2 separate regions of the Homo sapiens genome follow, and region 2 is linked to region 1. Evidence: read pairs that join two places in POLR2A ChIA-PET (ENCODE). Cell type or tissue: PC-9. All regions are shown on one strand.

Region 1 (8,000 bases):
CCATTGCCAGAAAGAAAATCATCTTACTATTATCTACACAGAGTCCAGAACAGGATGCAAAACCAACTCTTTACTGCCCCCAGTGGAAAAAATCCTCTTCAGTCCATACGGCAACAACCAGAGGGCCCTCCTAGAATCACCCTGCTCCTGGCTTCTTCAGTTTCTTCCTCTCCCCACCGTGGGCTTAGTCCTAGCTTCTTGCAAGGGGTAGGTTCCGATTTCTCCTTAAAGACTGTTGCAGAGACAGAATTCCAGTCTCTCTGATTCTTCCCAGGGGCATATCTAAAATATCAGCAAACTGTTCTCTCCCCAGAATCAGCGGACTCGCATTGAATCTCCGTTTTAGCAAAGCCCAGGCTCCACACCTCCCCTGGGAGGCACAGAAACACAGGACAGTCCCTCCTACCCCGCCATGCAGGCAATTGCTGCACTGCTGGCATCCCCAGCTTGGGACCCAGCACAGAAGCCAGACATAGCCCCAGGGAGCCAGTGGCCAGGAGGAGTGTTCAGGGCACAGGGACCAGACGAATAAAAGCTGGAGACAAAAGAGAATGCTAGGCCAGGCATGGTGGCTCACGCCTGTAATCCCAGCATTTTGGGAGGCCGAGGCCAGCAGATCACCTGAGGTCAGGAGTTCAAGACCAGCCTAGCCAAAATGGCAAAACCCATCTCTACTAAAAATAGAAAAATTAGCTGGGCGTGGTGGTGGGCACCTGTAGTCCCAGCTACTCGGGAGGCTGAGACAGGAGAATCGCTTGAACCTGGGAGGTGGAGGTTGCAGTGAGCTGAGATGGTGCCACTGCACTCCAGCCTGGGCGGCAGAGTGAGACTCCATTTCAAAAAAAAAAAAAAAAGAGAGAGAACACTGGTATTGAGGGAATTTCAAGCCATTCTAAATGCCCGGAGAAGTAATTTTAAATTCTACTCATATTTCAAGGTTTCATTTAAATCACACCTTATCTATGAAGTGCTCTGGGATTAGGCTACTCTCGTTTATCTCCTTCCTTTCTAAGCATCTACGATATCTATCATTATGTGGCACAACCTTATGTTTCATTCTGTAGGGACTTCTGTTGTTCACTTGCTTGATGTGAGCAAACTGGTTTCCTTAACTAAACCATAAACTACCGGAGGGCAGGATCATTGTTTAGAGTTTTGCTTTATGATGACAGTTTTATTGAGCTATAATTCATATACCACACAATTCACCCATTTAAAATGTACAAGTCAGTGGGATTTTCTTTAGCATGCTTATAAGAGTGGGGCAACCACCCTCACAATTAATTTTAGGACGTTTTCATCATCCCCCAAAGAAACTCTCCTGCAGTAGCAGTCACTCCTCATTTTCCACACCCAGGCTGTGGGTTGGATTGTGTCCCCTCCAAAAAGATTATGTTCAAGCCCTCACCTCCAGAACCTGTGAATGTGACCCAGTTTGGAAGTGAGGTCTTTGCAGATGTAATCAAGTAAAGATGAGGTCATACTGGATTAGGGTTGGTCCTGAATCCAACATGACTGGCATCCTTATAAGACTGCAATTTGGATGCAGGGACAGAGACACACAGGGGAGAAGACCGTGTGAAGATGGAGACAGAGATTGCGGTGAAGCAGCTACAAACTAAGGAATGCCAAGGATTTGGGGGCAAACCCCAGAAGCAAGACAAGGCAAGAAAGTGTTCTTCCCTGAGTCCTCCAGAGGGACCGTGGCCCTGCCAACGCTGACTTCAGACCTCCAGCCTCCAGAATGGCGAGAATACGTTCCGGTTGTCCTAAGCCACCCAGTTTTATTCAGCAGCCCTAGGAATCTAAGGCACACCCCAACGATGCTCCCCACCTCCACCCCCTAGTAAACCACTAAACTACTTTCTGCCTCTGGAGATTAATCCGTTCTAGACATTCTGTATAAAAGGAATTACATAATATGTGGCCTTTTGTTACCGGTTTCTTTGACTTAGTATAATATTTTTAAGGTTCACCTATGTTGTATCAGTACCTCATTATTTTTGTTGCTGAATAATATTCCATTGTATGGCTATATCATATTTTGTTTATCCATTTATCAGTTGATAGACACTTGGCTTGTTTCTATTTTTTTAGCTATTATGAGTATTGCTGTTATGCAGATTCAGACAGGTTTTCATTTCTCTTAGGTGTATACCTGGAGTGAGATTGCTGAGTCATGTGGTAACTCTATGTTTAACCTTTTGAGGAAATGTTACACTGTCTACCTAAGTGCCTGCACCATTTCATATTCCCATCTGCAGTGTATGAGGGTACCAATTTATCCGCACCCTTGCCAACACTTATTATCTATGTTTAAATTGCAGCCATCGTAGTGGATGTGAAATGGTATCTCTTTGTGATTTTGATGTCAATGTCCCGGATGGGCAGTGATGATGAACATATTTTCATGTGCTTGTCAGCCACCTTTTTTGGAGAAATGTCTATTCAGATCCTTTGCCCATTTTTAAATTGAGTTATTGGTCTTTTTGTGGTGTAGTTATAGAAGGTCTCTGTTTATTCTGAATAACTGGATTGTCTTTTTATTCTTGTATTATTTATATACTTTATAGTTTTAAAATATTCCTCAGTTTGCCTCATGATCCTGAACCCATGAGGAGGGTTATCCTTGTGCTCTTAGACATTTCTGGTGTTCTAAGAAATCATTGGTTTTTATTTGATAGTTAATGAATGGCCTGGAATAACATATTTCAGAGCTTTCAGGTCAACTTTGGGGTAAAGAAAGGAACCTAATATTTACTGACTGCCCACCATCTGCCAGATGTTGTTGGCATATGTGTGATCCTCACCCCAACCTAGGAAGGTTCTGTGTTATCATCTCCAATAAACAGGTAAGCACAAAGAAATTAAATAACAACAGTTTTTTAAACACCCTGCTCCTTTGTCCCTTCATGATGTGGTAAAACAAAGACATATCAAAACCAGAGGACTTGCTTGTCAAGTTTCTAATGCCTGGAAAATGTCACCTTGGTACTTCAAGTCTTATTCAAGGAACTATTAAACAGTTTATATGGTTTTTCAGCTCATAAATTAATAAAATCCCTTCAAATATTTCCCTTAAGTGAAGTATAGGAATATAAGTATTGTTCCAAGTCTTCTGTTAAAAATTGAAGCACAGAAATGGGACTATGACTAAATTAACTGAATAGTAAAAAAGAGCTTGTGATTCAGGAATTCAGGGAGAGAGTTCGTGAGCTCTGCAGAGGTAACCTGTATGTGCATGCTCCAAAATCCACCGGCACTTTCCCGGCAGTCCAAAGTGCAAATGGTTTCTGCAGCTCATGATTCTGGCTCCAGGCCAGCGCCATGCTCACTTGAATTGCAGCCAAACACCCTCGGACTCATTGCCTGAACATGTGACTCAAATGCTCGCGTTCCCGCTGCTCAGTGTACTCTCCTGGAGACCCCCTGACATCAAATTCCCAAGGATCTCATTTCATTTTTTATAGACAAGTGTCTTCACCCTTCCAACTCTAAAGATAGATGTGAGGTGAAGATATATTCTTCAGGGTTTGAAAGCTCTATATAAAGTCCCCCAAACATTTAAAATCTGGAGATTCATCTCTGGAAAACAGTGCATCTGATCATCTTGATTTACAGCCTGTACTGGAAGTTTTTCTTTTAGAACAAAAGCTATTTGCAAACCATTCCTGTTTGTAAATAAATTATTTTCCTAAATATCAAAGGAAGACATCAGAAAGTACAAAAAGAAATAATAGATGGAATAATTTCTTGAAATTTACCCAAATAGATAATGAGCAAGACAACTGATAGCTCTCAGAATAAATATTCTCTGAGAGTAAGACTAATACGATCATGCCAATAGTTTAGTTTGACTTATTTTCATAGCGCTGCCCAAACAGATATGGAGAAAGGAATTATTTTGCCATGAGATAAGACTTAATCATCTCTGGGAAAGGGAATCCACAGGAACATTTTTGCTTATGCAAGAAAGATCCTGTTTATACTGCATGATTCTTTGCAGTTTTTCTCTCCCATCCCCTGTGGCTGTGTAGTTCTATCCTATTTGTGGCCCTGCTTCTAGATTGAGGCCCCATAAAGCAGGCTGCACAATGCCTGCAGCACATTATTTCTTGAAGAAATCCCAGGGAAAATAGACAGTGAAACTTAGCTTCCCTGGTCTTAGAAAAGGGCAAAGAAATTTTTGTTTCCCCCAAAGGCCAGTTGAAAAATGTCGTGTTGCCCCAGAAGTCCAGCCCTGGCCCTTCCTTGCTGCAAAGAGTCAATTGGTGCCTCCAGGTCCTTGCTTTTCCTTGACGACAGACTGGTGTAGTTTGAGACATCCCTGGCCCTTATCTCAGCCCAGCCCTTTGAAGCACTTGACAGCCGCTGCTGCTGCCACTTGCTTATCCCAAGGGAGGAAGTAGCTTCTGAAGGCTTTGAGGTCCAGTTCAGTCTGGATGTTTGAAAGGGTGAAAGGTAATTTTAATATGACTTCTAATTTATGTGATGCTTACATTTTTTTGAATTCTGTGCTTCCCAGGGGACACAGTAATTGAAAGTGTTTTTCATCCCATAGCAGGAAGGGATGAGGGTTGATGGATCGATTTTCCTCTGATTGTTAACCCTCCACCTCTCCTTCCCCCTCAGCTTCACTGTGTGTTATGTCTGTTTGTCTATCATGTCTGAAAACCTAGTTTGAATTACAAAATAGGTTGAGAGGAGCAGTGGGTGAAAGGATGGAGTTTTCTCTTCGATAATTTATTCAGCGGGTGCTAAAGATTTGGGGATCTTCTTGTCTTGATTGAATGGTGTAATGGTTAATACTGAGTGTCAACTTGACTGGATTGAAAGATACAAAGTATTGATCCTGGGTGTGTCTGTGAGGGTGTTGCCAAAGGAGATTAACATTTGAATCAGTGGGCTGGGAAACGCAGACCCACCCCTAATCTGCGTGGGCACAATCTAATCAGCTGCCAGCACGGCTGGAATATGAACAGGCAGAAAAATGTGGAAAAGAGAGACTGGCCTAGGCTCCCAGCCTACATCTTTCTCCCATGCGGGATGCTTCCTGCCCTCAAACATCAGACACCAAGTTCTTCAGTTTTGGGACTCGGACTGGCTCTCCTTGCTCCTCAGCCTGTAAATGGCCTATTGTGGGACCTTGTGATCATGTGAGGTAATACTTAATAAACTCCCCTTCATATATATTCCATTAGTTCCGTCCCTCTAGAGAACCCTGACAAATACAGATTTTGGTACCAGGAGTGGCTCTAGAGGGACAGAATATTAAGGATGGAGTTATTTCATTGGTTTTGGGGTTTCTGGAGTTTGCTTCTTAATATGATTAGACCCAAAAATGGTAAAGACTTTACTTCTAATGGTATGGAGAATGCTGATAGTCCTTGTCGTGAACTGTTTAGAGAGTTATGCAAAATAAATGCATTTGACACTCCTGATTCATCACTCGTGAGAGGCAAAGAGCTTAGTGACTCTATACGTAATACCTTTGACCATATGTGGAGAACCAGGGAGCATAATGAAGCTGATTGGTTACTTCTAAGTTCAATGGACAAAGTGATGAAAGAAAATGATGAACTCAGGGATTCTGTCTCCCGGCTTTAGAAGCAGACACTGAGCCTCAAATCTGCTAAGATTATCCTAATGAGAGTCTTATCGCCTGTAGAAAAAGAGCTGAAATTATGGAAAAACAGACACAAGCTCTTATCATGTTGAGTGGCTGACCTGCAACAAAAGGTGCATCCACAGCCTTGCCAGGTGTCTACTGTTAAAATGAGGGCATTGATTGGAAAAGAATGGGACCCTGCAACATGGAATAGGGACATGTGGGAGGACCCTGATGAAGCTGGGGGCACTGAGTTTGTAAACTCTGATGAACCTTTTTTGCCAGAGGGAACATCTTTCCCATCCCCAGAAGGGGCAATATCCCTCCCTGACCCATGCTGCCATCAGCCTTTCCATCTCTGTCTGAGGAGATAAACCCTGCACTGCCTGAGGCAGCAGTGATGGCCTCCCCTGAGGCAGCTGCCAGGCAAGATAATGTTGATTCTCCCCAGGAGCCACCCCCAACACCCCTGTTTGCTTCCAGACCTATAACTAGACTAAAGTCCCGGCAGGTCCCTGGAGGTGAAGTTGAGAATGTAACCCATGAGGAGGTGTGCTACACTCAAAAAGAACTGCTTGCATTTTCTAATTTATATAAACAGAAATCTGAAGAACAGGCATGGGAATGAATACTAAGGATGAGGGCTATTATGGTGGGAAAGGCCAAATGGAAGCCATTAGAGCTTCCCCTACCTAGAAAAATAGTAAATCAAAAACAATATCACATCCCTGGAGGGATTACAGAGATTAGTGCCACCATTAAGGACTTGAAAGATGCAGGGGTCATTGCTGAGGCTTGAGTAGGTAAACAAAGCAGCCTGGAAGCTCGAATTGGGTGGAGCCCACCGCAGTTCAAGGAGGCCTGCCTGCCTCCATAGACTCCACCTCTGGGGGCAGGGCATAGCCACCAACAAAAGGCAGCAGAAACCTCTGCAGACTTAAATGTCCCTGTCTGACAGCTTTGAAGAGAGCAGTGGTTCTCCCAGCACAGTTTGAGATCTGAGAATGGACAGACGGCCTCCTCAAACGGGTCCCTGACCCCCGAGTAGCCTAACTGGGAAGCACCCCCAGTAGGGGCAGACTGACACCTCACACGGCCGGGTACCCCTCTGAGACAAAGCTTCCAGAGGAACGATCAGGCAGCAACATTTGCTGTTCAGCAATATTCGCTGTTCTGCAGCCTCCGCTACTGATACCCAGGCAAACAGGGTTTGGAGTAGACTTCCAGCAAATTCCAACAGACCTGCAGCTGAGGGTCCTGACTGTTAGAAGGAAAACTAACAAACAGAAAGGACATCAGCACCAAAACCCCATCTGTACATCACTATCATCGAAGACCAAAGGTAGATAAAACCACAAAGGAGGAGAAAAAAACAGAGCAGAAAAGCTGAAAATTCTAAAAATCAGAGCGCCTCTCCCCCTCCAAAGGAACGCAGCTCCTCACCAGCAGTGGAACCAAGCTGGATGGAGAATGACTTTGAAGAGTTGAGAGAAGAAGGCTTCAGACGGTCAAACTTCTCCGAGCTAAAGAAGGAAGTTTGAACCCATTGCAAAGAAGCTAAAAAGCTTGAAAAAAGATTAGACGAATGGCTAACTAGAATAACCAGTGTAGAGAAGTCCTTAAATGACCTGATGGAGCTGAAAACCATGGCATGAGAACTACGGGATGAATGCACAAGCTTCAGTAGCCGATTCAATCAACTGGAAGAAAGGGTATCAGTGATTGAAGATCAAATGAATGAAATGAAATGAAGTGAGAAGAGAAGTTTAGAGAAAAAAAGAGTAAAAAGAAATGAATAAAGCCTCCAAGAAATATGGGACTATGTGAAAAGACCAAATCTACATCTGATTGGTGTACCTGAAAGTGATGGGGAGAATGGAACCAAGTTGGAAAACACTCTGCAGGATATTATCCAGGAGAACTTCCCTGACCTAGCAAGGCAGGCCAACATTAAATTCAGGAAATACAGAGAATGCCACAAAGATACTCCTCGAGAAGAGCAACTCCAAGACACATAATTGTCAGATTCACCAAAGTTGAAATGGAGGAAAAAATATTAAGGGCAGCCAGAGAGAAAGGTCAGGTTACCCACAAAGGGAAGCCCATCAGACTAACAGCTGATCTCTCCGCAGAAACTCTACAAGCAGAAGAGAGTGGGGGCCAGTATTCAACATTCTTAAAGAAAAGAATTTTCAACCCAGAATTTCATATCCAGCCAAACTAAGCTTCATAAGTGAAGGAGAAATAAAATCCTTTACAGACAAGCAAATGCTGACAGATTTTGTCACCACCAGGCCTGCCCTAAAAGAGCTCCTGAAGGAAGCACTAAACATGGAAAGGAACAACCAGTACCAGCCACTGCAAAAACATGCCAAATTGTAAAGACCATTGA
Region 2 (8,000 bases), 87 kb before region 1:
TGAATTCAAAAGGTATTACCAAGACAAGGTTAGTGCCAGTTAATGACCAGCTGACCCTGAGATTTAACCCTGGGCAACAGAGGGATGACAGGGACATGACCAAAGCAAAGCATCATGAAAGGAGAAGAGGATTTGAAAAGGAAGGTAGTATGACCTGCTTCGGCTTCAGACATATTAGGTTTGAATGCTGGCCAACTTCACAGGTAGGAAAAGTCAGCTGGATTTGTGGAACCAGAGCTCCAGCACAAGTGAGGGCTGGAGGCAATTGTTTGGGAGTTATCAGCAAGATGGTGACCCCTAAAGTCACGAGACGGAAAGAGGATCACCACCAGAGAAAAGGCAGACCTCACAAAACACCTTAGATAGAACGCTAGGGACATGAGGAAGGGAAGTCATTTCAAGAATCATGCTGTGTGCAAGAGGGTTAAAAGCACAGATGTAAAGGAGGGTAAACTGGGTAAAAGGCCAATGGATTTAGTGACTAAGAGAGTCTGGAGACTGTCAAGACTGCAGTTTCATCAAGACAGAAAGGTGACTGCAATGTTAAAGGAAGTGAGTCAGTCTGAGGAAATGTGGATGAGCCTACACTATTTTTCAAGGATTGGTTATAAAAGGAAAGTGATAAAAGTGATGGTAGCTTGAAGGAGTAGCAGAGTTGAGGGTAGGTTGGGTGAGTGTGTGTGTCTTAAAAGTAAAAATAGTTAACTTGCAGAGCTTAAAGAGCAGAATCCAGTGGAGAGATTGAAGTTGCAGGATGATATGACCCACCAACGACAAGAAAACAGAAGAGATGAGCAGAGACATGTTACCCTTAGAAAGAGGAAGAGACACCTGTTCCTCTGGCAGATAAGGGAAGATGATCAAGCAGTGGCTGCCATGTTGCTGACAGCCCCCTTAAACACAACAGAAGAGACAATGAATAAAGCTATTATATATATAGCAACACACTTCTGATAACCACTTCTAGGAGAAACAATATTCTGACTAATGCCATTATTCTACTTAATGTCGTGACATCAGAACAACCAAATGTTGTGACTCATAGTTTGTCTCTTTTGTTTAGTGCACTTAATATGAATGAAAGAGGTAGGTGGATAAGTACCTTTGGTAAGTGAATGAAGAACCCCCCAGACAATGCAAATCACGCTATAGATAAAAGAGTATATTTTGTTTCTGAAATTAATTTAAACTCCCACTTGGTTTGTCTTTCACAGTCACTTGACATTTATAATTCAGTTGCAAATTCATAAATCAAAAGCATTCTGCTTTTCATCACAGTTGTCGTGTCTACATATCAAGGTTTTCCTGGTCACCATAACACTACCATTCCACAGCAGTGAAAAGCAAAATACATGGAATGTTATAATGAAGAAAAATTTGAGGGAGCCTGATTTAAAGAAAAAAAAAAAAGAGCAAGAAAGATCAGAATACATAAACTAAGTAATTAATGAGATCATCAAAGCCCATGCTAATCTCATTTAACCATTCCTTACCCCCCTAGAAAGGGAGATACAGAAAGGCACACAACAGCAGCAAATGACTTTAGGTCAGTAGCTTTTTTAAAAATTGGCCACAGTGCACCATCAATTTTATAGGAAACTATTGTAGATAATAAAACCTATCTTTGTAAATCTATTTTACACAGTATGCCAAAACTGTCAGTGAAGCTAAAGTCTTATAATAACTGTGATTGGGATGATGAATTGAATGTGTTAGCCTAGCATTAGTCACCTAATTCTAAATCTAAATTGTACTACCTCAGTCACCTAACTGCTTTTAAAAATACATAAGAGGCCAGGCATAGTGGCTTATGCCTGTAATCCCAGCACTTTGGTAGGCTGAGGTGGGAGGATCACTTGGGGCCAAGAGTTTGAGACCACCCTGGTCAACATAACAAGACCCCATCTCTATAAAAAGTGAAAAACTAGCCAGGCGTCGGGGCACAAATCTCTAGTCCTAAATACTCGGGAGGCTGAGGCAGGAGGATTGCTTGAGCCCAGGAGGTTGAGGCTTCAGTAAGCTGTGATCATGCCACTGTACTCCAGCCCGGGTGACAGAGCAACACCCTGCCTTGAAAAAAAAACACATAAGAAAGAACCAAGAGTTTAATTAATTCCAATTAGAAAATGATAAGAATGGGAAATAACAAAAATCATTAGACTATAACATCAATCAATAACCTATTTCCAAAAAACTCTGAATTAAACACTAAAAATTTTGAAATGGCAAATGAAAAACAACTATTCTCTCTTATGTGCATTTGAAAAATGTTCCTCTTGAATAAGCTGTATTTATCACCAAATATTTCATCTTTCACTGATAGGTACATGACAAAGTGATTCATGTACTATCCATGGACTACAAAAATATGTAGTTGTCTTAACAGGTATCAGGCATAGAGTTGGAATTTATGCTTTAGAACTTGTAATGGAGCCCACAGCAATAGAATGTTTAAAATCTGAATTAGCATTTGATATTCTGAAACAACATTTGGCAGGGGTAGCTGGGATCCCTGGGGTGTTCCATAACATCTATGCATTATTTATTTTACTATACTACCATACTGATCTACAATTACTCTCTCTGTGTGCCTTTCTCTACCAGTGGCCTGGAAACAACTTACAGGTAGAAAGACCACATTATCTACAACCATAGAACAGTGCCCATCGAAGCCAGACCCAGTTACTTTTAAGAGGAATGTCAAAGGGCTACGGGATAGACAGTGGAATTTCCCACAGGAAGATGTACCATCCCTGGACACGAGAACAGAGTTTATTGCATTTTTCAATTCAGGAAGAGAAATTTTTCAAAATAATGTCACAAGAGCGAATGAAGGGAACTCTACAAATCACAGTCATGAAGTGATTCAGAATCCCAAATGCCTGAACTGAATTTTATTAAGGATTTCATTTCCTATAAAAGCAACATAACGCATTTTTAACTACTATTTTTGTTCACGTAGTTACCTCCCTATTCTACTTTTTCAGCTGTTTCCAGGAACAGTGAGCAGACCATCATTGAATAGAATATATATTAAGTACATATTCTAAATGTATACCTTCTGCAAGAATTAAAAATCTGCACTAGAAAATATTGCCTACACAGGCAGATAGTCTTCAAACACAAGTAGACCATCTAAACACATTTCAGTAGACATGTGTTTCCCACAGCTGCTGTAACAAATTAGCACAAACTTCATGGCTTAAGATAACACAAATTTGTTATCTTGCAGTTCTGGAGGTCAGAGTACAAAATGGGTCTCTCTGAGCTAAAATCAAGGTGTTGGCAGCGCTGTGTTTTTTTTCTGGAGGTTCTAGGGGAAAAATCTGTTTTCTTGCCTTTTCCAGCTTCCAGAGGCTGCCTGCATCACTTGCCTTGGGGCCCCTTCCTCCATCTTCAACAGGAGGTTGAGTTCCTCATCACATAACATCACTCGGACCTTGTCTTCTGCCTCGCTATTCCACTTCTAAAAGCCCCAGTGATTACACTGGACTCATCCAAATAACCCAGGATCATCATCTCCTCTCCAGGTCAGCTGATTAGCAACCTTAACTCTTTGCCATGTAATAACACACGGCTCTGGGGATTAGGATGTAAACATCTTGAGGGGAGGGAAAGGGAATGACACATTAGTCTGCCTACTGCAGCATGGAATCATCCATCAGTACACTTTCTATTTTATTTTTCATACAGACTCACAGACATATACCACACCCATACCCAAAAGTTTTTTAGATTTCCCTGCCCTAATTTGATAATTCTAGACTAATTCTAATGAATACTTCCACAAGTGTCTCCTATAATTTTGTAATGTTAGAATTTTACTTTAAAAAAACAAAAAAAATTCTGTTCTTCGAAAAACAAACAAACAAACAAACAAATTCCAGATGGTTCCAAGAGTGCAAACCTGAAAACAGCTTAACCTGATTTATTTTTTTAAAAAAAGGCATGACAGTCTCACCAGGAAAGAGCTCTTTTAGTTTACAGGGTTTGATACGTAATATAATCATACTTAAGAGTTTTGTTTTGCTTTTTGTTTTCTGTTTTGAGACAGGATCTTGTTCTGCGGCCCAGGCTGGAGTGCAGTGGCTTGTGGAAAACTGAACTCATCTTTATAATTCCTTTTTTATTGAGACTTACCTAGAATAATTAACATTTGAATTTAATTAAAAACAGTTCTTTTGTCAAACTTAACCCAATTCTCCAATACTTTTGTAGGTCACCTTCTTTAATAACAATCAGAGGAAGAATTTTCTGACTCTTCAAAACAGCAATCTAAATATAATACTTTATTGTACAACACATGATGTCTTTTTTTTTGTGTCCCAAATTGTGTTCCTTAGAACACCTGGAAACATAAATTGGTATACCACCCCCCCACCCAAAAAAAAAACCTATTCGGTGGCCACATACATTTGGAAAAGGACGTATACCATGCCTCTCTTTTAGAGGGTCACAATGCATACTAAGTGTTAAAAGTCCTCTAACTTTGTTTAACATCACTGTTTTCAGAACGTTTTCCTAACATCCCTATAAATAACCTGGGCTGAGGCAAGAAAGTGAGAAGTGAATACTAATGTAGAGCATATCTCCACAGAGTATTACTCATGAGTAAGCCCCACAGCTTACTCATCACAACTGGGAACAAAACCAGCCCCACTTTATGCTCCTGAGAGTATACGACGGATGAAAGGCATTTCAAATATCAAATGTCAAATCAATGCCAAATTGCAACTACAATTAAAATCTACTTGAAACAACACAAATATGAAAAGGCTCCTGCTGTCTCTAATTGTATTTACATGAGTGGGTCCTTTAAAAAACAATGCTTGGCCAGGCGAGGTGGCTCATGCCTGTAATCCCAACACTTTAGGAGGTGGAGACGGGTGGATCACTTGAGGTCAGGAGTTCGAGACTAGCCTGGTCAACATGGTGAAACCCAGTCTCTACTATAAATACAAAAATTAGCCAGGCGTGGTGGTGCATGCCTGTAATCCCAGCTACTCGGGAGGCCGAGGCAGGAGACTGCTTGAACCCAGGGGCGGAGGCTGCAGTGAGCCAAGATCACGCTGCTCCAGCCTGGGCCACTAAATGAGACTCTGTCTCAAAAATAAAAATAAAATAAAAAACAATGTTTAATTCAATATGACTTTAAATGGTGCACAGCTAAATGAACCTACCCATGTTTATAAAGAATCCAAATGTATCTGATTCAAAATACTGACCCTCAAATAGAGCCGTGGATGCCCCATCCACTACACATAAGCAAGAGACAGATTTATGAAAAGCATTTCAAAATGTTTTTTCCTTCATACAGAGTAATAAATACTCAATTAAAAGGAATTAAGGTTAATTCTAAAGAGATGGGAAATTTCCTTTAGTTTTCATTTGTTTTTCTATAAAAAATAGAAATATTTCAATCTAAAATAAAAAATCTCAAAGCTAAAAATATTAAGTATCAATTATTCAAATATCACTGATTCCACGTGGGCGCAGTGACTCACACCTGTATTCCCATCACTTTGGGAGGCCAAGATGGGCAGATCACCTGAGGTCAGGAGTTCAAGACCAGCCTGGCCAACATGGTGAAACTCCATCTCTACTAAAAATACACAAATTAGCTGGGCGTGGTGGCACACACCTGTAGTCCCAGCTACTCAGGAAGCTGAAGGAGAATCATTTGAACCCAGGAGGCAGAGGTTGCAGTGAGCTGAGATCGTGCCATTGCACTCCAGCGTAGATGACAGAGTGAGAAACCACCTCAAAAAAAAAAAAAAAAAAAAATTACTGAGTCCCCCTCTAAAAAATTCTATTAAAATGACAATTATTTTTTAAGTTTATAGCCCTCAAGTATAAACAATAGGCTCAAAAGGTTGAAAAACAGTGTCTTGGTCCACTCCTGTGAGGTGCTAAAATGTAACGAAAAGGCCACCGGTGCTAGGGCATAGGAAGGCTACTTACCTTCCCAGAGCCCAAGTTTCTTCATCTGTAAATAGAAGGTGGTCGTAATACTTACCTCATGGGGTTGTTGTGAGAATTAACTGGGTTAAAGTATACAAGGCACTTAGAATAGTACTGGTACATAAGCATTCCACAAATGTGGCCCATTATTACATTATTGTTGTTCTTACTATACTTTTTCTGGTCATGTTTGTTATCCCAAATTTGTTACTCATAAATAAAAAGGAAAATAAGTTGGGTGTGGTGGCTCATGCCTGTAATCCCAGCACTTTGGGGGGCCAAGGCAGGCAGATCACGAGGTCAGGAGTTCGAGACCAGCCTGACCAATATGGTGAAACCCAGTCTCTACTAAAAATACAAAAATTAGCCAGACGTCATGGCGCATGGCTGTAATCCCAGCTACTCAGGAGGCTGAGGCTGGAGAATCGCTTGAATCCAGGAGGCAGAGGTTGCAGTGAGCCGAGATTGCACCACTGCTCTCCTGTCTGGGTGACACAGCGAGACTCCGTCTCAAAAAAAAAATTTTTTTTTTTAATAAATAAATAAAAAGGAAAATAAATTTCTCCTACACTCAAGATTCTAAATAACTAAGATTAGTTTTTGCTCAAAGCTGCTATAGAATACTCACTCCTCCATCCAACATAACCACCCACTATGCATTACTGCTCCCTTCCAAATCACCTGGACAACTAACGCCTCTTTCTACTTCTGTGTGAACCATCTGTTTTCAATTACTGACTCATTCACTTAATAGTCATCAAATACCTACTACATGTCAGGTACTGTTTGACATTAGACATTCAAGGATATATAAGTATCAGGTCCTGTCTTTAAAAACCTGTTATTCTAGAAGGAGAAGAAGGGGAAAAGTATTTCAACAGTTTAAAATTTTTTCCTCTAATGGAGACATATTCCAGACATAGTATTAGCAAAAAGGAAGACCTTACGGCCTCCACTGAAGGGAGAGAGCACCAGGCCAGGTTTCTGGTTAGGTAGACAGGTACTGCAGGACAGGAGAGTTTGCAAAGCCAGGCATACAGGAACTGGCTTAGAGCATTTTAAACACTGGATGGCCAGTGTGGCCAGTACGAGCGCTAGTAAGCACCTGTGAGGCAAGAAAGGATATCAGACCCAACAGGCTCTTGGAGACAGTGCCAAAATTTTTGGACTATTGTTAAGGAATTTTAAAAGGGAATGATGTTCAAATCCACATTTGGGAAAGACCGCCATAGCAATGTGAAGAATGAAATGGAGGAAGCAGAAACTAGAAACAGGTAGACCAAGTCAGTGAGCTTTGTGTTTTTCACAGTGTCTTCGAAATTAGTTCACTGTTACCATAACTCTGTGTGGCGTGACAACTGTTATTCATTTGTAATGGATATGAAACGGAACTTCAAAAAGATCACAAGACTTGCCCAAAGTCACATAATAATGAATAAATGGCTAAAATGGCCTCCAGAATCCAAGACTTCTCATCATCCCACTGGTCCTTTCTCTCCAATCCCTAGAGGTTAAAATAAAGTACAAACTTTGGTCACATCCTATCCCAGAGCAGCAGTTTGGCTGCAGCAAATGAATTCAAGTTTACTTGAGTTAATAATCAGATACTTTCTGGCTGTAAGAGCATGGAACATTTATCATAGCTAAATAAAATGGGAGTTGATTGGGTAAATTTTGATAAACTGTACTTTAATCCTGAAAAATGGCTGCTACTAGATATGTTTTTACCCCTCTTCAGTGATACACTTCAAAGCCAGAAATAAGGTTCATGCCCATCAAATAAATAAGCAAGACTTCAGTTTAAACCCTAAACTCTGAACATATAATCTACTAGTCTACTGATCGGTAGTGTGAACTGCCTGGTTGTAAATATCAAGCCTTCGTATGCAGCAGATTATATTAATGGTAAACTGGGCCAAGCGCAGTGGCTCACACCTGTAATCCCAGAACTTTGGGAGGCCGAGGCAGGCAGATCACCTAAGGTTAGGAGTTCAAGACCAGCCTGGCCAACGTGGCAAAACCCCATCTCTACTAAAAAT

The links. Peaks named below come from ENCODE experiments on the same cell type or tissue, not always from the same donor. Only the 100,000 strongest peaks of a DNase experiment are listed, where the experiment ranks them.
Region 2: POLR2A ChIA-PET joins it to region 1 with 10 read pairs; 2 of 35 experiments call an interaction of 5 or more read pairs at or near these places.

Annotation. Positions count from the first base shown.
Region 1 is chr4:169,311,757-169,319,756 of GRCh38, forward strand. The region is part of intron 2 of LOC105377529 (a long non-coding RNA gene); the gene reads right to left. Among named protein-coding and RNA genes, the nearest start is that of SH3RF1, 45 kb to the left of the region's middle. RefSeq lists an enhancer at 1-407. In PC-9, a CTCF peak has its summit at 87; no DNase peak of the experiment used is centred here.
Region 2 is chr4:169,225,093-169,233,092 of GRCh38, forward strand. All of the region lies in intron 2 of SH3RF1 (SH3 domain containing ring finger 1), which reads right to left. Among named protein-coding and RNA genes, the nearest start is that of SH3RF1, 42 kb to the right of the region's middle. RefSeq lists enhancers at 5-1,204, 4,391-5,070. In PC-9, no CTCF peak of the experiment used is centred here; DNase peaks (open chromatin) are centred at 559, 1,009, 4,649 and 6,719; H3K4me3 peaks cover 786 bases; H3K27ac peaks cover 4,492 bases.